Regions from separate parts of the Mus musculus genome. Here regions 2 and 3 are each linked to region 1. A link is a loop called in an ENCODE intact Hi-C map of the cell type or tissue named here. Cell type or tissue: gastrocnemius. All regions are shown on one strand.

Region 1 (8,000 bases):
ACCCTGTCTCAAAACAAAAACAAAAAAACCAAAACCAAAACAAAAACAAACAGAAATGAAACAGCACAGTGCTAAGAGCATGTTATCCCTTACAGGGGACCAGAGTTCAATCCCCTTCACCCACGCCTGGCAGCTCACAACCACCTATGACTCCAGCTCCAGGAGATCCAACTCCTCGGCCCCCACGAGTACCTGTACACATGAACACGCACATAATTAAAAGTGGTAAAAATGTTTAGTGGCGGATGGTGATGCATGCCTTTATTCCCAGCACTCAGGAAGCAAATCCTAGTGGACTCCTGTAAGTTCAAAGCCAAACTGGTCTACATAGTGACTTCCAAGACAACCTGGACAACATGGCAAGATCTTGTCTCAAGAAAAGGAGGGTGGGGAAAAAGAAAAGAGAGAAAAGGAAAATAAGAGAAAAAGAAGATAAGAGAAAAACAAAATGAGAAAAAGATGAAACTGGAGATGTTTGAAACAGAACCTTGGCTGACCTAGAACTAGCCTAGGCAACCCATCCCTCTCAGCCCTGGGAGTGTGAGTACAAGTGACAGCCATCATGGGGGGAAAAGTGTATATTTTGACACAGTCCATCCATGTTTCACAACAGTTCATTAATTGCCCTGTAGGTATCTGAGGATCTGTTAAAATACAACACATACTAAAATTTTATAGCCAGGCAATGGTGGTGTGCACTCAGGAGGCAGAGGCAGGAGGATCTCTGTGAGTTCTAGGTGAGCTGGGTCTAGAGAGCTAGTTCCAGGACAGCCAAGGCTACATAAAGAAATCTTGCCTCAAAAAACAAAAAACAAAAACAAAAAAAAAAAAAAAACAAAACCCCCATAAATATAATAGCTGGGTGTGGTGGTGTTTAGCTGTAACCCCAGCATTTCAGAGGTTGGAGGATCAGGAATTCAATGTCGTCCTCAGACGGCCTGCATGAAACCTTGCCTTAACGTGAATCAACAATTCAATTCCAACAACATTGCAACTTGCTCTTCACGGTTTACCATTTACTAGCTATTTACTATTTACAAAAATCCATGCAATGCACAAGATTGAAACCAATGCCTGCAGCGCTGATATGATTACAAAATAAAGTGGCAGGCTAGAGAGACAGCTCAGTGGGTAAAGGCACTTGTCCCAAGAAAGCTTGAGAAGCAATCCTCAGAATCCACAGGAGGCGAGAATTCTGTAACCCCGGGCCTCCTGTAGGGAGATCGGACTCTGCAGCTCTCCCCTCCATCCCCTACAGTATGCAGAAAAACAAAAGACCTTGTCTCAAACAAGGTAGAGGCAATGACCGACGCCCAAGGTTGTCCTCTTTCTCTACGTCTGCACCGTGGCGTGAACAATTATTGATTAGTTGATAATAGTGGGAACCTTGATTAGGCTTTGCTGTGTTTTTCACATTAATCAACGTGGACCCACATAAAGGCGGAGTCCTTAAATTTGTAATGAGTCTGACAGGAGGGGTACTCGCCTACCCTTTACTCCGCGATCTCCCACTTGGCTCCAAATCGCTATCACCTGACAGCGCCGCAAAGAGAACTGGAGCTAGCCCGGAACCCAGCCGATTCCATGTAGGAGTCTAAGCTCAGTTCCTGCTTCCTCTACCAGGTCGCACACCTTCAACACTCGGCTGGGAGAAGAGGTTGAGTGAGGAGCGAGGGACACAAAGCGACGGGCGGGCTCCCCGCAGGGAGGTCCACGCCCACACCTGCACGCGCATTTCCTAGCTAGCGCGTAGGAGCCGGGGCGACTCCATTCTGAGGGCCCTGGCTGGTGAGTGGGACGCTCCGGATTCCGGAGAAGCCACCTTTGGGCGTGCACCTGAAGGGGGCCCACGTAAAGTCCTCGGCGACCCCAAGCGCCACTCACCTCGGTCACAGCCCGTGGCTTCCACCGCGCTCGCCCCCGCGGCCTAAGCCCCGCCTACGCGACCGTTAGCGCAGCCAGGCTGACCAATCGAACTGACGCAGTCGATGGCCTCCCAGCGGGGCGGGACAACACCACCTGGCGCGCCGGGAAGGCGGGTCCACGCCGCGCTCTATCGTTAGCTCCGCCCACGGGGCGGGGCTTCTTCCCGCCTCCACTCCCACCGGACCCGGACTTGCTGCGGCTACTTTGTAGCAGGCGCTTTGACACTTCCTGGACGCTCCGCCTGATAGTCGCTCAGTCACCATGGTGTTTCTTTGATCCCCGAGAAGCTAGAAATACACACATTTGCGGTTGCAAGTGAAAGTGAGGCCGGGGCTGCCTTATTATCACTGGATGCCTGCGCTCCCTACAGCTCCCCCTCACGCCCTGACTGCGAGCCTTTTTCAGGAACTGTCTGCACGGGGCAACCCCAATAAGCATTTCTTGATAACATTTCACCTTCTCCTTGAATATTTTCAAAGGTCTACGAAGAACTGAGATGCCTGCCTGACGAAGCTCAGTCTAGATAGGCAGTTTGGGCTCCTGTTAGACACTGATAAGACTGGTTAATAAAGGGTTTGTGGCTACAGAGATAAAAGATTACATAAGGACATGAGGCACAACTCTTGCTTCAACTTTAGATAAGCTGAAAAGCCTTGAAAACGATCTATGGGCCTCCAGGTTAATTAAGTCAAGATCTCTAAAGTGGGGCCCACACGTCCAGAGTTTATATGGTTCCCCGAAGTGATTCTAATGTATAGCCAGGAGGGAGAACCAACTGTCCGCTGAGAAATAATTAAGACTGATTCTAAACCTGGTGGGGAAGAGGGACTGGAGATGTAGATCAGTTGGTAGAATTCAGCGTCCGGGAAGCCCTTGGGTTTGATTCTTCAACACGGCCTAAGACAGGCGAGCTGACACGTGCCTGTAATTCCAGAATTTAGGAGGTACAGGCAGATCAGGAGTTCAAGGTCATCCCTGGCTTTATAGCAAAAGTCAAGACCACCGGAAGCTACAGGAGGCCTTGGCTCAAGGAAAAAAATAAAACGAAGGTCCTTCTCCACTCTTTTCAAAAACCAAAAGTGGGTTAAGAAATCCAAAATATGTAAGGGAAAAAAAATCATGTTCGCAGTCTAAAGGATGACCTCGAGTTTTCAGGAATCTACCATCGTTGTCCTTGCAACTTACAGCCACACGGTGGCGGTATTGACAACAGGCATTTCCAGAAGGACTTGGGAAATGCAAGTCCCATCAGGGTCTTAGTGACCCTAATACATCAACTAAAGTGACTCTCTCTGGGTGGTCCAAGGGCACATCTCTTAAGAGAGTACTGCTCTCAAGCCCACGTTTAGGCACACAGTGAGTCTAAACTGTGTGTGTTCTCTGCAAACACATCCCAATCCCTCTATTCCCCCTCATGGCCCCTTCCTTCCCTTTCTATATCTGGATATTCACACTACGGAGCTGACAGATTTTCATTTTCAGCTTCCTAAGACAATCTAACTGCTTACCTTTTCCAGAACAATAGGGTGACTTTCCCAATCTTCTGAGCCAACCCATAGGCCAAACATCCGTGGGTTAGAATTACTTTTGATGTGAGTAATAAAAATCAAACAAACAAACAAAAAACTCAACTAATTCAAACTGCCTTAAACAATAAAGCAATTGATTAGGTCACACAACACAAACCCTAGAGGAGGGAGACGGAGACGTTGACATTGATTAATTCAAACCAATCTCTTTTTTTTTTTTTTTTTTTGGTTTTTGGTTTTTTGAGACAGGGTTTCTCTGTGTAGCCCTAGCTGTCCTGGAACTTACTTTGTAGACCAGGCTGGCCTCAAACTCAGAAATCTGCCTGCCTCTGCCTCCCAAGTGCTGGGATTAAAGGCGTGCGCCACCATGCCCGGCTTCAAACCAATTTCAATGGTTAAGTGGGTCCAGCTGCTATTAGTCTGTGCTGTTGAAAACATGATAAATTCATACTTATTTTCCAGCTGCCTACTTGGAGCAACCAAGACCACATACTTTCTTTTCCTATAGAAACTTCTCCAGTTTTGTGTTTTGTTTTTGTTTGTTTTATTGAGCCAGTTGGACCTGCCAGATATACCCTACCTCCTGATCAGTAATTGCCAGGGAGATGAAGAGGTGGCTCAAGCCTAAATCCCAGAAAGTAAAAAGGAGGCGCCACATTTTTAAATGGTTTCCAAAGTGCTAGTGCTTCTTCCATTATTTTGTTTCAGTCTTCATTGTTGTTTAAAAACTAAATTTAGCTGAGCAGTGGTGGCACACACCTTTAATCCCAGCACTAGGGAAACAGAAATAGTGGATCTCTGAGTTCTGGCCAGTCTGGTCTATAGAGTACATTCCAAGACAGCCAGGGGTATACAAAGAAACACTGCCTTGAAAAAATAGATATTTAGATAGATAGATAGATAGATAGATAGATAGATAGATAGATAGACAGACAATACCAAATTTGGAAAATCAGCCAACCCATTTAAAGAAGAGACCCAAAACAAAGCATAAACATATGACCTATCTCATGTTTTGTTTTGTGGTGAATGCATCTCCAGCTGCTCTCTTAAAGCGATAGTGTCTGTGGTCAAATTGGTGAGAAGCAGCTTATGAAGCTAACCATCATTCAGATACTTCCTGAAAAACCAGGAAAGCAATCTGAGACTTAGAACAAAGCCGCAAGCTCAGTCAGCCAGAACAAGGACGTTTCGTGTTTAAGTTCAAGACCTTTTGTGGTGCCTTGTTCAGACATGATTTCCTGCCATGTAGTCCTGGTAGGTAGATAATAAATGACTCTTCTTCCCACGGGTGTCCTGCCTCTGTGAAATAGTTACAAAACCAAGCCCAAACTGTCTCTCAAGTCCAGCATACCAGAGACTAGAGAGAGGAACTAGCTGGCTGAAGAATCATAGGTCACCTTGTCCAATTCCAGTGTAGATTTCACTGTAGCTTGGAGCGTGAGGCCCAAATATTAAATGCAATTCTTTTCTTCAAGCATAATATTCTTTCAAATAATATTATCTCTTAACATAAACCTTTCTTCTATGTGCCTGAATCCAAATATAAAGCCCGTAACTTCTGAAGGGTTTTTGGGTCCCTGTGTAAAATAGAATAAATATAATCACTGGACTGTTGTTAGAACTGGAGTCACATAGCAAGAACTTGATAGATTATGCCTTATTAGTCTTATAAAAAATAGCTAGATTCCTTGAATTTTATGAGAAAATATTATCCTTTGATAAGCTGTGAGCTGCGACCCCACTAGGCTTTCCTGCTCCTCCCATTCTGAGTTGTTTCTCAGAATTAAGTATTGATAAAAAGAAATCCAGAAGGGGGGCAACTAAGGATTAGGGAGGAAACCAGCCAACCTTGTGTCACCCCTGGAGACGTCCACTCTATACCACCACCGCCTTCATTCTTCCAATAGTCATTTATTATGTGTCTAATCTATAAATAAAAACAAATAACGAAGAGAAAGCTACTAGGAAGTCTTCTGGAGAACTGTAGAGGGATTCTAATTTGGCAACCTGGCTGCTCTGGCTGGAATACAGACGTGCCCTCAGCACACACCTTTAATCCCAAACAATGACGGTAAAGTCGGCTTGTAGAAGAAAGCATTCATGTTTGAAAATGATGCCTAATTGAGTGGCAGACAAAGTGACGACTCAGAGAAAGATTTGGCAGAATAGGATCTGCCCAACGCACAAGCACAGAGAGAGGAAAGGGAAGCTACTTTGAGGGGCAATGCAGAAAGACAGAGAGACAGTTTTGCTGGGACAGTTGTACAGAGACAGGGTGCAGACAGAGAACAAGCTAGACACAGGTGAAGGCAGAATGAGACAGAAAAGGAGAAGGGGACACATTAGAACACAATAGCACATATTGCCAAAGTTAGTCTGAGGCCAACCAGACCAGGTCAGGAGAAGCTGGGAGAAGCCAGATTGAATCAGTGTGGAGAGGAGCCCTGAGTCAGAATAGCTGAGTCAACCAGCCAGCCAGAGTTCAGAAAGAGCTAGAAAGGGTGAGCTTATTCAGCAGTAAGTCTCTGAGGCTGAAAACCTTCCAGGCCTAGAAAGGCTTGTACAGAGACTAGAAGCTTTCAGGACTGGGCCCAACTTAGCAGATGGAGGCCACCAGCCTGGGAGATAACAATCACGTCTGTCAAATAGAAGTTACTTTTACAGGAAATCTTCCATATCAAGGTCAAGTACAAAGCTCTCTCAGCAGAACTGCTGAGGCACAATCTGCTCTGGCATTCAGTCCTATCATTTCCAAGATCTATTAACCTAATCAATAGGTTGTTTCCTCTTGTCAACTCTTGTCTCCTCTCCCAGACTGCACTTGCTTAGTGCCTAGACACCTTATCCACAATATTAATCCCAAAGTTGGAACAACCTTTCCTTACATTGTCATGGAGCTACAGAAATGAGCTGTAAGATGGGGCCACTCAGACTCCTATAACAAAAATGTTTTTGACTGCATAATCTCTAAACCACGAAATGTGTTGCTTTCTGTCCTGGCTGAGAAGTCCAAGATCAAGGTGTCGGAAGATTAAGAATCCAGAGAGGGATTGTTTTGCCTGTCTAAGATGACGCCTTTTTCCTGCCTTCTTATGAAACCAAGGAAAACCTGAACAAATTCTTCACACTTAACCTGTCTTACCTGCTCTTAATTCCAGACTAAACCCTCCGGACTTAACCTACTTCGTGTCCTCCTAGTCGCTTGCTTTTAGCTGGTTTTTAAAACCACCCATTTCAGCGCTGACATTGGGGTCGTCGTAATTGTTAAAGTTTGGTCATGAACACTTAAATCAATTACTCCCTAATCCTTAATCACTTTTCCCCATTCTCCAGTCCGTAAAAATTCCTAAATCCTGTCTTCTCTGGGTTGGCTAATCTTCTCTGTCAGCTTGACGGGATTGAGAAATGCCTAGCGATTTAGTGAGGCAATCTTCGGTGCGATGATGTTTCCAGGGTAGATCGTGAGGACTCTGACCTAATAAATGGGATAGTAATCCCTTGATGATTCACAGTATAGCATGGTTTTATCGGTAGCGGAGGAAAGGTCATAAATGGAGCCTAGTCAGAGGAAGAAGGTTATTGAGAGCATGTTCTTGGATGCTGTCTTGCTCTGGCCTCTTCCTGTACCCTCTTCCCTCTGCCTCCGGTCAGTCACGCCTGCTCTGCTTCCTGGGACCATGGTATGAAGTGGCCCATCCAGCATGCTGACCCTGCCACAGGCAGACTGGCACCTCTGGAATTCTGAGCCCAAATTAACAGTCCCTCCTATAAGTTGTTCGAATCATTTTAGTCACTAATACATGCCCAAAATATTACTATAGGAGACTGACATTCTGGCATATTTTGAACTGATTTTTGTGTATCTGTTTTTTTTTTTTTTTTAAACTAACCAACATAGCCACCTTACAAGAGCAATGAGTGGTCCCCAGAGAGTAGGCCCAACAACAGAATAGACACAGGCGAAGGGATTGAGGGTTTCTGGGGCCCCAGCAGGTTTGAGGACTGTGATCTGAATGCTGGGGTTCTTTCAAATTTTTTTATGTTGAACCCTGACTTCCAACCCAAGTGTTAAGAGGTGGAGCCTTTAGGAGGTAATTAGGTCACAGAGGTTCTGCCTTCATGAACGGAATCGGTGTCTTTATCAAAGAGATGTGACAGGGTCCATTTGCCTTTTTCCACTGCGTGGAGGTTTTGGAACAAGCTCCTGTTCTGTGTGCCTCAAAATGTATCAGAGTCCACCCTAAGGAGTTTGGGTCTTAAAAGAAGTAAAGAATGAGTCTGGAGAATTGCAAGTTTGAGGTCTGTCTGGGTTACAGCGTGAACTTAAGGCCAATTTGAGCAATTTATGAGACATCGAACATCGGCCCAGTCTCCAGTATCACAAGACAGAGAAGAGGAAAGGGATGCCAGAAAGTGGTTTTAGAGAACCAACTTCACGAGCAGATTTACCTTCCACAGGCTTCAGAGCAGCGGGGGTCCTGGGGTTTTGTCCACCAAGCTCACCCCAGCAACGGAGTCAGGCACCCGAGAGGACAGCTCTTA
Region 2 (8,000 bases), 640 kb after region 1:
CCTGTAGGTAATGGAAATTGGTTCTATATAGAATAAGTGGGACATGTCTTTACCATCCCCTTGGCTTGTTGACAAGTGATAGAAAGTTGCCATTTCAAACCTTTGTAGTTAACGTGGTGGTTTTGTTTTTGCTTTTTGTTTTTTTTATGAAATTCTGAATCCTTTAGCACACTTCCTATCAATAACTGATTAATTTCCTCATTACCTTGTGCTAGCAGGCCGAGTAGACCTGTATGGGATCTGTTATGTGTTATAATAGCTGATTTCTAGTTCTGATTTCTTGTTGTAGTTGAATAAACAGTGAAGTTATTTTGGAATCATCCTGAATGAGTTTAGCAGTTTCTATATGTAAAACAACTCTTTCTACATATTGATGGTCAGTCACTACACTAAGAGATTCTTGAAAATCTAATAACACCCTAAGAACTGCATATAATTCTGATTATTGAACTAAGTTATAAGGATTCTCACCTTACTTATATTTTCTGACATATATCCTGCCTTTCATGATTTATTTGCACCAGTATAAAATGTAGGGGCTCCAAAAATTGGTGTCCCTTATATTATATGAGAAAGGTGAGATTTGAGGAATGTGTTGGGGGGGGGCATTGCAGGGAAAGGGAGGGGAGAGAAGAAGGAAGATGGAAGAGGCTAGAATGAAAGGAGAGGGACCTTGAACATGTGGCCAGGAGAATCAGCAAGTAACAAGGGACTTTATAGCTGGGGAATAAATTAGAATAACTTAAAAATCTGCCTAATCTGGGCTTACAACATTTAAATAAAATACCTGGATTGTGTGTATTTTATACGAGCTAGCTAGGATTATAACTTCATTCCACGAATATCCTTAGAGAGGGACAAAGAGAAACTTTCTTTTGATACAAACTAAAGGGGGAAGCTGAAGAAGCTGGAAGTAGAAACAGGAGTGGTCCACCCACAAGTCAAGAATACTTGTAGTCATGAGCAGCTGGGAGGGATGGGGACAAGTTCTCCTGTAAGTCCCCTGAAAGGAGCAGGGACCTGCCAATGCTTTGGCTTTGGTCATTGGACACTGACATCGAATTTCTAACATGTAGAATTTTGATATTTCTGCTATTGTCATCCACCAAATGTGGACTAATCCATTCCAGTGCCACACGCAGTTAATACAACAACTGGACTCATTTCCTCTTCTATAAATGTACACCTCTTGTCCATTCATAGGGTGCCCAGGTATGGTGGTTCGAATGAGAATGGCCCCCATCGTTTCATATGTTTAGATGCTTGGTCCCCAGCTAGTGGAACTGTTTGAGAAGGATTAGGAGGTGTGGCCATGTTAGAGGCGGTGTATCACTCACTGGTGGTGGGCTTTGAGGTTTTAAAAGCCCATGCCAAGCCCACATATGCCTCTTTCTTTCTGCCTCATGCCTTTGAAGCTCTCGCTCTTGCTCCAGCCCATGTCTGTCTGCTTCCTGCTATAGCAATCAAAGACTAATCCTCTAAAACTGTAAGCAATCCCCAACGAAACAGTTTCTTTTTATAAGAGTTGCCTTGGTCATGGAGTCTCTTCACAGTAATAGAATGGTAACTGCAACACCAGGATATAGTAAAAATAAGCTCTTTGGCCTCTCTTCTTATCAGTAGCCATGGGGAAGAAAGACTAGGGTTGCTTCTGAGAGAAAATGCTTGAGGTGGGAGCCTGCTGCATGTATTTCCGATTCAGTCTCCCACTATTGGTACTTCTTACTACATAGAGTGATGAGGGAGATCAGGATAGTAGCCCCTACCTGAATTAAGGCCAAGCCTAGGGCTGTCATCTTCTCCCATTCAAATAGCAATAGTAGAGTCCATAATGCTGTCACCTTTGATGGCTCAGGAGTTAAGGGAACTTGCTGCACAAGCATGAGGACCAAAGCTCAGGTCCCAGAACTCATGTAACCAGGTGGATATCCCATGCATGTGTCCCAGCATTGATAGAGAGGGTGGAGACAGGAGGGTCCCTGAGGCTTCCAGGCTGTCCAAGAAAGCATGAGCCCCGAGTGTAGAGACAGACCCCCATGTAAAGTGCACAGGAAGAAGGTAATAGATTAGAGCACACAGATAGCCACATAAACTCACATATACAAATAATCAAACAAATAAATACGCAAATAACCTTTTAAAACTCAAACAGAAACACAGGCATGAATTTCCAAAAAACCAATTATTTGGGAACAAAGATTAAGATTAGAAACAGGGGCATGAGTACATAAAACTGGGGTGATCCCTGATATGTTCAGTGGACAAAGAAAAAGTTGTGGGTTTTACTAAGATAGTCTCAATCACTTTGAAATGAAGGGAGATAGGGTTTTTTTGGGGGGGGGGGCACTTTTTTGCTTTAGAAAGCTGACAAGCCTCAGAAATGACTGTGTAAGCCAGTCTAACGGTCACAGCAGCTCTGGTACTTGTTACTAAGTAAAACTATTCTTAAAGGCAGGGGAGCCTTTGTCAACGGATTGGTTTAGCTCTTGCAGTAAGTGTTCATAGCTATAGTGTCTCCTGTGGAGAGGAGACTCCTTTACAATGGGATAAGCTAGGAGTGACTCCATTTTGTTAAATGAATTTTCACAATGGGGAATGGGGAAGAAAATAGGTGAGGTTAGGAGTTAAGTCTCTCTCTATCCAGCAAATTCAAACACATATTTGTTCAACAACTTTCTTCTGCCAGGCCTAGGGCAAAGTGCTTACTTAAGCTGACTAATCTATGGAAGGAAAAGAATTGCACTCCCTAGTCACCTAGAAAAGAATATAATGAAATCATGTGCCCACTCATCCATCCGTCCATCCATTCATCCACCCACCCACCCATCCATCCATCCATCCATCCATCCATCCACCTATCTATCCATCCATCCATCCATCCATCCATCCATCCATGCATACATCCACCAATCCATCCATCCATCCATCCATCCATCCATCCATCCATCCATCCACCAATCCATCCATCCATCCATCCACCAATCCATCCATCCATCCATCCATCCATCCATCCATCCATCCATCTATGCATCCACCCACCTATCCATCCATCCATCCATCCATCCATCCATCCATCCATCCATCCATTGATCCATCCATCCATCCATCCATCCATCCATCCATCCATCCATCTATGCATCCATCCATTTACCAATCCATCCATCCTTCCATCCATCCATCCACCCATCCATTCTTTCATTCAACAAGTATTTGTTCTGCACATAAACAGTACTAGGTAAAATTATAATAATGTATAGGCATAGCCTTCATGTGGTGAGAAAAATAAGCAGATAATAAGGAGAATGACCAGAAATTATAGAAGGGCCGATGAAGGGAAGGTATAAGGTGATTGGTGGTTATGGATTCAGAATGAAGAACAAACATTTGGGGTGCGTTTGAAAAGTTTGAAAGAACTGCAAACAGTTGGATTTAAACCCGCAAGTGGGGGAAGAGGTCTAGGAGGGCAATACACATTCATTATTCAGAACCATAAAACCAAAAAGAAAAGAGAAAAGGAGCACAGAGGAAAAAAATACAAAAACAAAACAAAAAACCTGTACACACATCGAGAGACTCAAACACGTACTTGTGAATAAGCAGTTGGTGGGATGTTGCACGTGCCCATGTGTTGTTAGGACCCGAACCTAGGGCAAGTACTCTAGTGCTGAGCTAAATTCCAAGCCCTTATTTTGTTTCTTTTGGTTTTTTTTTTGTTTTTTTTTTTTTCGAGACAGGGTTTCTCTGTGTAGCCCTGGCTGTCCTGGAACTCACTCTGTAGACCAGGCTGGCCTCAAACTCAGAAATCCGCCTGCCTCTGCCTCCCAAGTGCTGGGATTAAAGGTGTGCGCCACCACGCCCGACTATTTTGTTTCTTAATGTATGTACTCTTAACATGTATGTATTATGTGTGTATGCATGTGTGTGTATGTGGTATATGTCTTGTATACAAATGATAAAGCTAATACTATAAACAAACAAACAAAAGTAAATGGGCTGGTGAGATTCCTGCTCAGGTTGTAAAGATACCTGCTACCAAGTTTCACCTGAGTTCCATCTCTGGGTCGAAAGAGAGCGGCGACTCTCCCAGGCTATCCTCTGACCTCCACATACAAGTTCATGCGCATGCACACACAAACAAAATTACTTTAAAAAAATTCTTTAAAAAGTTCATTCCCACATCTGTAATCAGAGGTCAGAAAGCGGATTGCAGCGGGTTTGAGGTCAAGACTGCAGAGACTGTCTCTAAGAGGGAAGCGGGGCGGGGCATATAGCTCATTCCATACAGTGCTTGCCTTGCTTGCACAAAGATTTTAGTAGTTTTAAAACGCTTCCGCGGCGCCTTGCCTCCACCCAGACTACATTTCCCAGAATGCTGCACAAAAACCTCTCGAGCCGGAAGTTGCTCTATCGATTCCGGCGCAAAGAGCGTCTGGTAATCATGGCTGCAGTCAGAACACCGTTGTCGCTGTGGAGGTTCCAATTGGGCTCTCGGCGAGCACGGCGGGTCTGTACTCGGGCCACAGCCCAGCGCCACCCCGATGCTCTGCTCGCGACGCGGCCCCAGCCATTCGAGGTGGGGCAGCCTCGCCGCCTGCTCAGCTCCGAGGCAGGTGAGTGACCGCCAGAACTCTGCTGAGCGCCCGGGAAACTTAGAGCTTGCTCTAACGAGTGAAGGCGGCTTGTCAGACTGCGTGCGGCTTCCGTCCGTCCTTGCAGAACTTATCTAAGTCCTCATTCATTCATTCATTCAGTCACTAGTGCTTGCGTGCCGCCCCTTGCAAAGCATTACACTACATTAGCTTGGGGCATGCTGTAGGGTTGACCTGGACTCTGTTATCCCAGTGGCGATTGGCAGAGTTCTGTGATCCAGGCTACGTCGGGCATGGGGGGAGGGGGGGGCGGAAAGCACTTAGCTGCCTTTCAAACTATGTTGGACGCATAGGGATGAATCCCAGGGAAAATACGGGCAACGCTGCCACCAGGCTAACCATGCTAAGGTTAAAAGAACAAGAGGACACCATAATAAGCAGAGGTATAGAGAAGAAACTGAACGCTGGTATTTTGGGGGAACGTATTTTGGAGTTAGGATTGATAATGTCTAAGTAAGTGTCCAGGTTTTGATGGTAAGCAGTTGAATGGAGACTCGTGGCAAGCTAGAGAACATTAATGGTAGAAACAGTTTATGTGGTTGATTTTTGAGTTTGGATTGATGACTCGGTAAAATGAAAATTAAAAAACGGGAAAGGAGGCGGAATTTTGCTTGTTTTGTGTTGAAGTTGAGATGTCTTTGTTATTCCAGGGTCAGTATACAGTTAGATACAAATTGAGGCGCACTGGAGTAAAAAAACGATCACTAGAGTCGAGCAGGTGCGTGAGCTTGTCTCAAGACAGTGTAGTGCTGAGCATGTATATAGTTACTGGAGCTTGTGGGTGACCATGAGAATAAACACAGGAGTTTGGTCTTCAAAGAAACGTTCTCGTTAGTTTTGTGTCAACTTGACACAAGCCAGAGTTATCTGAATGGAAAGAAATGCCTCCATAAGATCCAGCTGTAGGACATTTTCTTACTTAGTGTTTGAGGTGGGAGGGCCCAGTCCATTGTGGGTAGTGCAATGCCTGGGCTGGTGGTGGTCCTGGATTCTATAAGAAAGCAGGGGGAGCAAACCAGTAAGCAGCACCCCTCCATGGCCTCTGCATCAGCTTCTGCCTCTGGGCAACTTGTGTTTGTGTCCCGACTTCCTTCAACGATAGACGACTACACTGTGGAAGTGTAAGCCAAACCCTTTCCTCCCCAGCTTGCTCATGGCCATGGTGACTCATTGCAGTAATAGAAACCCTAACTGGGACAGAGACTAAATCTCTCAGTGGCGGACACAGTCAAACCATGCGAGTTTTAAATGTGAAAGCTTTAAATCATCTTGCTTGCGTTTTTTAGCAGATCACTCTCAAGGAATCTTTGTGGGAATGGTTTGTAGTGAGTTCAGGAAAGAGTCAGAGAAGCCAAGGTAAGGAGCAAGCATGGCTTTGACTAAAGTAATGGCAGTGGGAGCTAGATCTAAAAAGAGACGATTACCTAGTATTCGTTTTTTGTAAAAGTGGGCTAACTGCTTTATAGGGTTGCTGTGAGAGCTGAATATTCTGAGCATGGTGTGTATTTAGCTCAGCAAGCACTGCACAGTAAATCTCCTATGTGTTAATAATGGTCAGTCCTATCATTTTACCTGCTTTTTTTTTTTTTTTTTTTTTTTTTGGCTCAGTGTGTTGGGTATGGAAGGAGTCAGGAATCATTTTAAGACTCTGGACTGAATGACTGATAGACTGCGCTGTGATAGAGAGTAGTAAGGGCCGCAGGGATGAGACAAGCAAAGGTTGCAGGGATGTTATGGTCTGGTAGTCTTGGCTTACAGGTGAGATGTCCATTGGGAAGTGGGTGGAGATGACCTTGGGTAGAGATTGGGATTTTAGAGTCTGGCAGGTGGATGTAATTAAAGCCATAGAAAGCTAGAAAAGTACCCAGTGGGACTATGAATAAGGAGAGAAGGAGCTTGGCCAGGATCTTGCAAGGCTCTAGTATCTTTGGGACCGATGGCTAAGAGGAACCCAGGAACACATGGCCTTTTACCTTTCCAATGGAAAGTGTTAATGAGTTATCTTTAATATAAATATTAGCAATAAATTAATCCAGTGATTGTATTTCTTTACCTTAATGCTAGTCCCCAGTAACCACACAAAGAAACCAAAGTGTATTTAAAATTGCACCTCAGTAGCCAAGCAGTTAAATGATCTACCTATGCCTTCTATGCGAATCTGGCGACCTCCCATTCCTTGTTACTTGCATATTATTGTTGACCTGGCTCTTTGGGCTTCATGTGTGTTTCTGTGATCTCTCTGGACCCCTTCCTCATGGCACCAATTCCTCCATCTTCCTGGCCGATCAGAATCTTGCATCTTGCTTTCTCCCTCTCTCTTTCCTTTGGCTGGCAGAGGTACCTCAACCCACCCTATTCCGTCATCTGCTCAGCCATTGGGTGGTCAGCATTTATTGACAAGGCACAGAATAAATGGTAAGAACTGTTTACACAAACCTGAGCCAGGAGAATCTTGGTATAAGCATTACAATGCTGGTCAAGATTGAAACAAGGTATGAGGGCAGAAATACCAGTATATGAGTAACCCAAGGGTAAACTTTACACAGTGGCCACAAAAACATTATGCCCAAAGGAAAGAGAATAAGAAGTGAGTGAAAGGAAGAGGGAACGTGTGTGAGCCGGAGCTGGGCATAGCTGGGAAGTGACTGAGGCGCAAGACCCAGGTGAACCTGCTAAACCCTCATTCCTAATAGCTAGTTTTCTTTGGGTTAGCATTGGCACTCCCATTTGTAAAATTGGGAGGTTAGGACCTGTTTTGTGGGTGTGTGTTTGGTTTCCAGGAAGCCAATCTGAAGGTCAAAATGTAGCTTACAGGTAGTACTGTGTGCCAGTTCCTCCGTTCTGTTTCCGCCACCTCCAAAATAACAACCGAAAAGAAGAGACAAGCCAGTGATTGTCATCTTTAGTTTTCATGGTGCTCACTGTAGTAGACCATCTTCTTGGCAGACCGTGCGTGTCATGGTGAATGTTCAGGAAATTTTAAGCATTGAATGAATGAAAGGATCCCATAGATATTAGTATCGTGGAGTTTTGAAGCATATTCTCTACAGATGGTTTTTATGGTCAACTTTCCATTTAGAGACATCTTGGCTTGCCATTGTGGGCAGCTTCTTATTACTGGAATCTATGTTACAGAGTCCGGTAGCTCAGAAGTCAAGAAACCTGCTTTCATGGATGAGGAGGTCCAGAGGATCCTCACCAAGATTACAGGCCTGGACTTGCAGAAGACTTTCAGGCCTGCCATACAACCACTGAAGCCACCAACCTATAAGTTAATGACACAGGCACAGTTGGAAGAGGTATGTCAACTCGAGTATTGGTAGAACTCCACTGTAGATCTCAGTGCTGTTC
Region 3 (8,000 bases), 340 kb before region 1:
ATGTAAATAAGAAAATAATCTTTTAAAGTGAAAAGAAACCGGAAGGAAACAAAAAGCCTCAAAGCTGCCAAGCTTCCTGAAGTCAAATGCTGACAAGATGGAGGTTCAGGTCTTCCCTAAACTAGTGCCTGGATGAGGACTGGTGTGGGATGATGACAACAGACCCTGAGACCCCAAGATTCCTCTTCCCAGAGCCAGGGCCATCTCCCCAGGCAGCCGCGGTGCTGTGACTCCAGACAAGGGTTGGTCCACATGGATCTCTGAGAAGACTTCACTACCATCGATTGAGCTGTCATGCAGCAGGATGGACAGCATTTATACACTCTTGTCAGATGTAATTAACATTGAATAATTACATATTAATATAATATCATTTAATATTAAACTGTACAATCCCAAGATAACTTGAATATAGGTACCAAAGTTACATAAAAATTCAGTCAAAATGTAATATACAAGAGCCAATAGGATAATTTCAGCAATTAAGTGGCATTTAATGTATTTACAAAATCTTTATAGTCCCATCTTAGAGAACAGTGTTTCTCAAAATTCATGTGTACTAAGTGCTGAAAACTATGGAAGTGAATGTCTTAAAAATGGTCATCAATCAAATCTCATATGAAATTTAATAAGTCTATATCTGAATCATATAAACATACATCTAAATACAGAGCTTATAACCAAAATTCCATCATTTCATTATTACAAAGTCCAGTAATAAATCAGAAATTCTGCCCTAAAAACAGGGTCTGGAAATCCCACCCCTACATTTATCACAGTCCAGCCTCTGTCTCACTCGGCACTAGCATCCCCATCATCCACTGCAGCGTAGATGGCTTGGTTCCTCCTCTTTATTTTCTTCCTTTGTTCAGGTTCGTGTTCATCACTCAGCCGCTTCAGAGGAAACTTAGCCAAGTCTTTTTCATCCCCAGACTCCACCGTTTCACCACATTTCCCCTCTCCACTTGCTGGAGAACGGGATGCATCGTCAGAGGACACAAACATGGAACTTGGTAAGTTCCTGATGTCAGAAAAGCTTGTAGAGAGGTCAGAAGCCTGGTCAGAAGCAGGTTCCACAGAAGGTGTGTTCATGTCACTGTGAGCGCTTACAGCCTCCTCCTCCTCCTCCTCCTCCTCCTCCTCTTCATCCAGCATGATTTCATCTGGATTAATGGAGGAGAGGGCCGACGTGTCTGTGTTGTACTCACTCCGGTCCTCTTCAGACTCCTCAGTCCCCGGGTCACCCTGCTGCTCATATTCACCACACTGATGGTGCTCTTCCTCTCTGGCCTTCTGAATCATGACATTGATGTCTGTGATGCCAAGCTGGGCACAGAACTCAGTCGTCTGTGGATTGATCCTGTGAACCAGCTTCACTTGTGTCTGGGGCTTACTGGGATCATAACAAGCAGCTGTCATGGTGAAGTTACAGGGGACTTTAGGGTCATGGTTCAATTTTTCCATTACTTCCTTCATAGTTTCTTCCGTTGCACTATAATCCCACCTGTAACAATCAGAGCAGCTGGTTTATACAAGTTATTACCTTCAAACAATAAGCAATGAAACCTAAGTATGGACTCCAGATACAAGGAGTAAAAATGAAATGTTAAAAATTCTACATAAAAGCTGGGCGGTGGTAGCACAGGTCTTTAATCCCAGCACTCAGGCGGCAGAGGCAGGCGGATCTCTGAGTTCGAGGCCAGCCTGGTCTACAGAGTGAGTTCCAGGACAGCCAAGGCTACACAGAGGGACCCCGTCACAAAAAACAAAACGAAAATTCTACATAAGAGCTGCAGAGACGGCTCAATGGTTAAGAATAGACGCTACTTTCCCAGAGGGTTTGGGTTCCATTCCCTGCATCTACTGTCATCTCACAGCCATTTGTAATTCCAGTTCCAGGGATGGACTCCCAATTCTGGCCTGTCAGTGCCAGGCAATGCATGATGCACTGACATTCATACAGGGAAAATACCCATCTGCATAAAATAAAAATTTAAAAACCCCACATGGTAAAATTATAATTAACTTAGCAAAGAATCTTTAGAATAAACATAATAGTCAGTTAACTGTGAGTACAAAGTTGGGGTCTCATGGCCAGTCAGTGCCAGAACCAGGGGGTATATATCCCTAAGTTAGGCCCAATCAGAGACCAGAGGAACGACTACAGCTCACAGGTCATCGAGCAGGCACATGCTAGAAGCTTGCTAGATGCTCAGAACCCAAAACCATTGCCACCTTGCTTCTCCCTCCGTTCTGCAGACAAGCAAACTCCTCAGGAATCAGAACACAACACAGATGAGAGACCACACTGCACATGCAGGGCAGAAGGCAAGCTCTGAGGGAGCAGACGCACCTTGTGTGCAGACCGTTGTCTTCAGGCATATTCCACAGGCCCCCAGTCACATTAATCAGGTCATCAGTGGCCCTGAGAACAGTAAGCCATTCAACGTCATACTCTAAGTACTCAGGAGCACTGGGGTCATGTTCTATCTCTAACACCTAGAGGACAAAATCGGAAATTTTAGGTAATTCATTTATATTTAACAGTCTAATCATTTTAAATTAATTAAATTTTAAAATGTTAACATAAGCAACATCAAAGAATTCCCAAAAACGTAAATTATAAATAGCACAAATAAATTTGGAAGTAGCTAGTTCTTTAAAAATCACTGGAAGAGTAGGACTTTTGTAAAATGACTCCTTTTGTTCTTACCTGAAGGAAGTCTCTGTGTGGCAAGCACTTGTCCAAGGCTAAAAACTTGGTTTCTTTGCCTGCTTGGTCTTTATCTGTGGCCTAGATGATACAAACCACGATGTAAGAATTTTAAAACATCACAACAAGGAATTCATACATTGAATCGAGGAGAAATAATACTTCTTACACATGCTCCCAATTCTATGTTGAAAGAATGACTACCAAGTGAGGAAATAAATAAGAAAGAAGAGAAGAGAAGAGGGGAAGGCAGTCTGCACACACATGGGCAATGATGTGGAAAGCATTAACTACTGCTGGCTGCCGTTTCTTCCATAATTCAGAACAAACACTGAGATGACGATGATGATCACCATGTCGTTAAACACTGACACGCGTGACACAAGTGACTCACACAAACAAATGACAGAAACCCGCTGCTAAACACCTGTACTTTATGATTCTTTTACAGGAATTAATCAGAAGAAGCACAGCTCAAACCGTGCGTGTCTACAGCTAAGGATGCAAAGGTGATTACAAACAGGCACAATAGAGTCTGGGATGTGATGGACACAGTGTCTGTCAGCTAGATGGTCTCGTATGCCCTTAATTCCAACACTCCAGAGGGAGAGGCAGGTGGATCTCTGTGAGTTAGAGGCCAGCCTGGTCTACAGAGTGAGTTCTAGGACAGCCAGGGCTATAGAGAGAAACCTTGTCTCAAAACAAACAAACAAACAAACAAACAAAACCCCAACAACAACAAGAGGCTGAAGAGATGGCTCAGCGGTTAATAGCACTGGCTGCTCTTCTGAAGGTCCTGAGTTCAATTCCCAGTAAACACAATGATGGCTCACAGCTCTCTGTAACGGGATCTGATGCCCTCTTCTGGTGTGTCTGAGGAAATTGACAGTGTACTCACATTTATAAAATAAATAAATTGTTAAAATAAAAAAAATAAGAAAAAAAAAGCTAACAACAAAATTGAACTGTGGGTCAGCAGCTGGAGGTTTCTTTCTGCTTCTAGAGACCTTCTCAGAGGTCTAATGGCCCAAAGGGCACTGTCTTTGTGGAGGTGACACACAATGCTTTCCAAAGCTACTGGAGCAAACCTTCTCTGCACTGGAGGTACAATGCTCCGGAAACAGTTTTATTTGGAAATATCCCAAAGCCTTCCCCCTTTTAAGTTTATGTATTTTTTTAAAATGTAGGAATACTCTGTCTGCATATACACCTACATGCCAGAGGAGGGCACCAAACCCTTTAGAGATGGTGGTAAGCCACCATGTGGTTGCTGTGATTGAATTGAGGACCTCTGGAAGAGCAGCCAGTGTTAACTGCTGAGCCATCCCTCCAAGGCCCTTTCTAACGTGGACCTACTCTAGAAGGAACAGGTGCCCAGGCTCTGTCCAGAAGCAGTTCTGGTTCTGCTCCAGCTGTCTCTGTCTCTACACCTCAGGGACAGGAGCTGGGCTCTGGGACCTTTCAGTCTTCAAACACGTTGGTCCCTCTATTAAAACACTCATAGACTCTATTTCCTCCTGGCACTTTAGATTCAGCTCAACCATGCACTTCACTGGAAATTTTCCCTCTCGAAAACTAGACCAACCCCAGTGTACCAGTCTGAAGCAGCTACCCTCAAGCACCTCAGCCCTGCCCCCACACCCACCCTGCTTGTCATCGCTTGCTCATTTCTCCCCACACTGAGTACTGAGGGAGCAACTCCTAAGACGTAAACTGGGTTCTCTGGTTTTCTGTCCTACCTGATGCTGCATCAGGGCTGCGAACTTGACATGCAGGTGCGCGGAGAACCAGTACGCAGGCTGTAGGTGCTCCAGCAGCTCCGAGGCAGCGGGGCTCCCCAGGGTGCTGTTTTCCACTTCTTGGCGGAAAAAAGATTTGGTCTTAAGAAGCTGCTTCTTATTGCCATAATGATATATATTTCTTGGCCAATCATGAGACAAGAATATATGTACAGGCTGCTTTAACTTTAAGGACAGAAAAACAGAAAGAAAATCCTTAGAAAGAGAGCAACCCAAAACAACTCCCTCCCCAACCATGCACCCCCTCTTGCTTTCTGTGCTAATTCATCCTAGGGATACTTTAAGAAAATTGATAAAAATACTAAGCTTGGGCTGGAGAGCTGGCTCAGCGGTTAAGAGCACTGACTGCCCTTCCAGAGGTCCTGAGTTCAATTCCCAGCAACCACATGGTGGCTCACTGCCATCTGTAATGGGATCTGATGACTTTTTCTAGTATGTCTGAGGAGAGCAACAGTATACTCACATACATAAAGTAAATAAATCTTTAAAAAAATATATCATTTTATTTCAGCATATACTTTTTATCCTTAACCTAAGTATAATTTGTGCAATCACAAATTAAATTACAACTGTTTGTTACAATAAAGTTTTAACCATTAAAAATTAAAATCTATGAGTTTGAGGCCAGCCTGGTCTACAGAGTGAGTTCCAGGACAGCCAGGGCTATACAGAGAAACCCTGTCTCAAAAAACCAAAAAAAAAAAAAATTAAAATTTGTTCAACTGTGAACCTCCAAAAACCTATCCAAACTGTATTTTAGAAACACTAAAGTGGTAGTAGTCAAATATTGCAAGTCAATATAATCAAACATTCTACAAATTTAAATTTACTTCAAATCACTGTTATATACTTTTCACATACCTGTTTTAATTTGTAGACCTCTATATTTCTCACATGATATATACTCCTTATGGTAGATGAATTATAAGGGGGGCACTCAAAATGACCTTAAATTGAAGAGAAATAAACCATATGACCATTGTCTTTCCAAAAGAGATTCCCAATTCGCATTCACACAGCCCATGGAACACAGAGCCCGCCCATGTGTGGAGTCCATGCCAACAGATTAGCATGGAGAGCAGAGGGGCAAGGATGAGGAAGTAGACTTTCAATTAACAGTTACATTAAATATGTACACTTTAGTTGTCAATTTAACTCAGGAAATTTGTGAAATCTATATGAATGTAAGCCACTGCTCTAACCAAAAACCACTTAGATACTGTGAAATGAAAGGTAACTGCGGTGTGTCTAAACAATGAACTACTATCTACAGACAAATGAGCAGATTACAGGTAAGTAATGACCTGGACTTCAGAAACTCGTTAAAGCAGCAAGTAAGCTGCAAAAAGATGCAAGCAACGCAACACATTTACACAAGGTGGAAACACACTGAACCCTGTGTACTCGGCAGTGACATGAAATAACCAAGTGAATGATAAACACCAAGCTGGAAACTGCGATTCCCTGGCTACCAGAGGGGGAAGAAGAGGAATCCGACAGTCAAGTCAGTGAACTTCTACTATACCTATACTGTTGTATTTCTTAAAAGTCAAAATTAAAATGGCAAACCCTGAAAAAATTCTAATAAAACTAGATCATGGACACATAGATATACTATATAGCATCTACATTTTCCTGTCCATAAAATACTTATAATAAAAAATTAAGAATAATATCATTTACAGAAGGAATCTGATGAATAAGTCAAACTATAAATTTTGGTTATTTTACTAGAGGGCATGCAAGCTCTAAACTATAAAAGTAATCCCGTCAGAACAATACCTTTTCTATAATCATGAGATTTAAATATGCCAGAGATGCCACCAATCCTTACTCCTCGGTATTTGACAACACCAGCCAAGCCTGAAAAATTATGCATTTTAGTAAAACGGTTTAAGCAAAAAAGAATCTACTAAGAAAAGAAAAGAAATCTTTTAGAAGCCTGAAATTCTATGCGGTCCTTAAATCATTTGAAAGTATTTGCCATCCCTCTTCACACACTGTTATATGCTGATGATCCACAAGGCAGAGTAGGCCTGGAACCAATCAGACAAGAAACTAAGTGGATTCTAAAAGGATGAAGAGACAGGATGTTAAAAGCAAACAGTGAACTGTGGTACCTAACAGTGCATGGTGATACCTAACAGTGTACTGTGGTACCCAGCTGAACATGCAATTATGTGGGAGAAAGTGAAGGGGAAGGACAATGTCCTGTGATGGCCTTACACAGTGGGAGTCAAGTCAGCAGGTGTAATGTCCAAAGAGCACTGCATTTCTACATTTTCATTTTCAACTCAACTGACAATCCCACCTTGTCTTTTCATTTGTTTGAGACAGGTCTTATGATGCAGTTCTGGATGACCTGGAATTCACTCCATAGACCTGGCTGGCCTCAAAACTCCTAGAGATCAGCCTGCCTCTGCCGCTACAGTGTTGGAATTAAAAACATGCCCAGCCCAAATTCATCTCTTCATAATACTGAGATTGTTGAAAGATGGCAAATCAGTAATGACAGAGAAACAAAATTCCCAAAGTTAAGATTTCATCACTAGAAAAACTTGAACATTATTCTAGAAACAATCACTTATATAAAGAGATAAAAGACCTGCAAACTTTAAAAGATGAAAAACAAAAGGAACACTTCAAGTGATATCATAGTAAATCCAGTCAGCTAAATCCAGAGCCCAGGAAATGCTACAGGGCAATCAACCTCACTGCCTACAACACACAAACCATAGAGGAAACAGAAAACAGAAACAAGGGAAGGAAGGATAAAGAGTCTAAGAGGCAGAGCCCTGAACACCAAATATTTGGATCCTACCTGAGCAAGTCATTTGTAGATCCGGTAACTGAGACATGCAGAGAAATGCGTATGGACAAGGCACGAGAGAAGGACTAACTCACTATAGTTAGGTATAAAATGGCACCAGAACTACGTGTGTCTAAAAAAAATCTATCACTCGAAAGTCATGTACTTAGGGGCTGGAGAGATGGCTCAGAGCACTGGATGCTTTTCCACAGGTCCCGAGTTCAATTCCCAGCACCACATGGTGGCTTCTAACCATCTATAATGGGATCTGGTGCTCTGTAGGCACATATGCACTCAGAACACTGTATACACGGTAGATAAATAAATACATCTTGGGGTAGGGGGAGTCATGTACTTAAAAATCCACAAATGAAATAACCCAGTGGTTAGGATTTGCTTTAAGGCATCCCAGCCATCTCCCTCAGGAAAAGTTTAAACAATACTGGATATTTAAATATGGGAGTAGAACAAAGTAATAGGAGTTGAGGTTAACAAGTAAAGAAATTTATTAAACTACTCGGTATTTTTATGTATGTTTAGCATTTTCCATTATAAAGTTTAATGCAATAAGAAAAAAGCAAAGAGACTACAAAAAAAAAAACTTGTCATCATATTAGCTATTATTTAAACCTCTAGAAGAAAATGGATGTATGTTCATGACTGGCCATTTAATAACTAT

Evidence for each region. A loop is a pair of places that touch in the nucleus more often than their neighbours do. Peaks named below come from ENCODE experiments on the same cell type or tissue, not always from the same donor. Only the 100,000 strongest peaks of a DNase experiment are listed, where the experiment ranks them.
Region 2: a loop joins it to region 1, with 3 times the contacts of the local background. A loop is called at or near these places in 15 of 42 quality-filtered maps.
Region 3: a loop joins it to region 1, with 3 times the contacts of the local background. A loop is called at or near these places in 8 of 42 quality-filtered maps.

What each region holds. Positions count from the first base shown.
Region 1 is chr9:99,237,375-99,245,374 of GRCm38, reverse strand. It overlaps Cep70 (centrosomal protein 70), which reads right to left and starts at 2,034. Exons shown (of 18, transcript NM_023873.4): 1 at 1,885-2,034. In gastrocnemius, a CTCF peak has its summit at 3,119 (motif pointing right); DNase peaks (open chromatin) are centred at 1,258, 2,002 and 3,130; H3K4me3 peaks cover 2,062 bases; H3K27ac peaks cover 1,472 bases.
Region 2 is chr9:98,598,083-98,606,082 of GRCm38, reverse strand. It overlaps Mrps22 (mitochondrial ribosomal protein S22), which reads left to right and starts at 4,404. Exons shown (of 8, transcript NM_025485.3): 1 at 4,404-4,610; 2 at 7,785-7,948. The coding sequence starts at 4,439. In gastrocnemius, no CTCF peak of the experiment used is centred here; DNase peaks (open chromatin) are centred at 4,424 and 4,822; H3K4me3 peaks cover 1,777 bases; H3K27ac peaks cover 1,046 bases.
Region 3 is chr9:99,576,816-99,584,815 of GRCm38, reverse strand. Dbr1 (debranching RNA lariats 1) reads right to left here. Exons shown (of 8, transcript NM_031403.3): 3 at 6,295-6,375; 4 at 5,374-5,459; 5 at 4,453-4,677; 6 at 2,714-2,794; 7 at 2,354-2,499; 8 at 473-1,504. The coding sequence ends at 793. Among named protein-coding and RNA genes, the nearest start is that of Dbr1, 5.0 kb to the right of the region's middle. In gastrocnemius, a CTCF peak has its summit at 3,924 (motif pointing right); a DNase peak (open chromatin) is centred at 3,981; H3K4me3 peaks cover 342 bases; H3K27ac peaks cover 265 bases.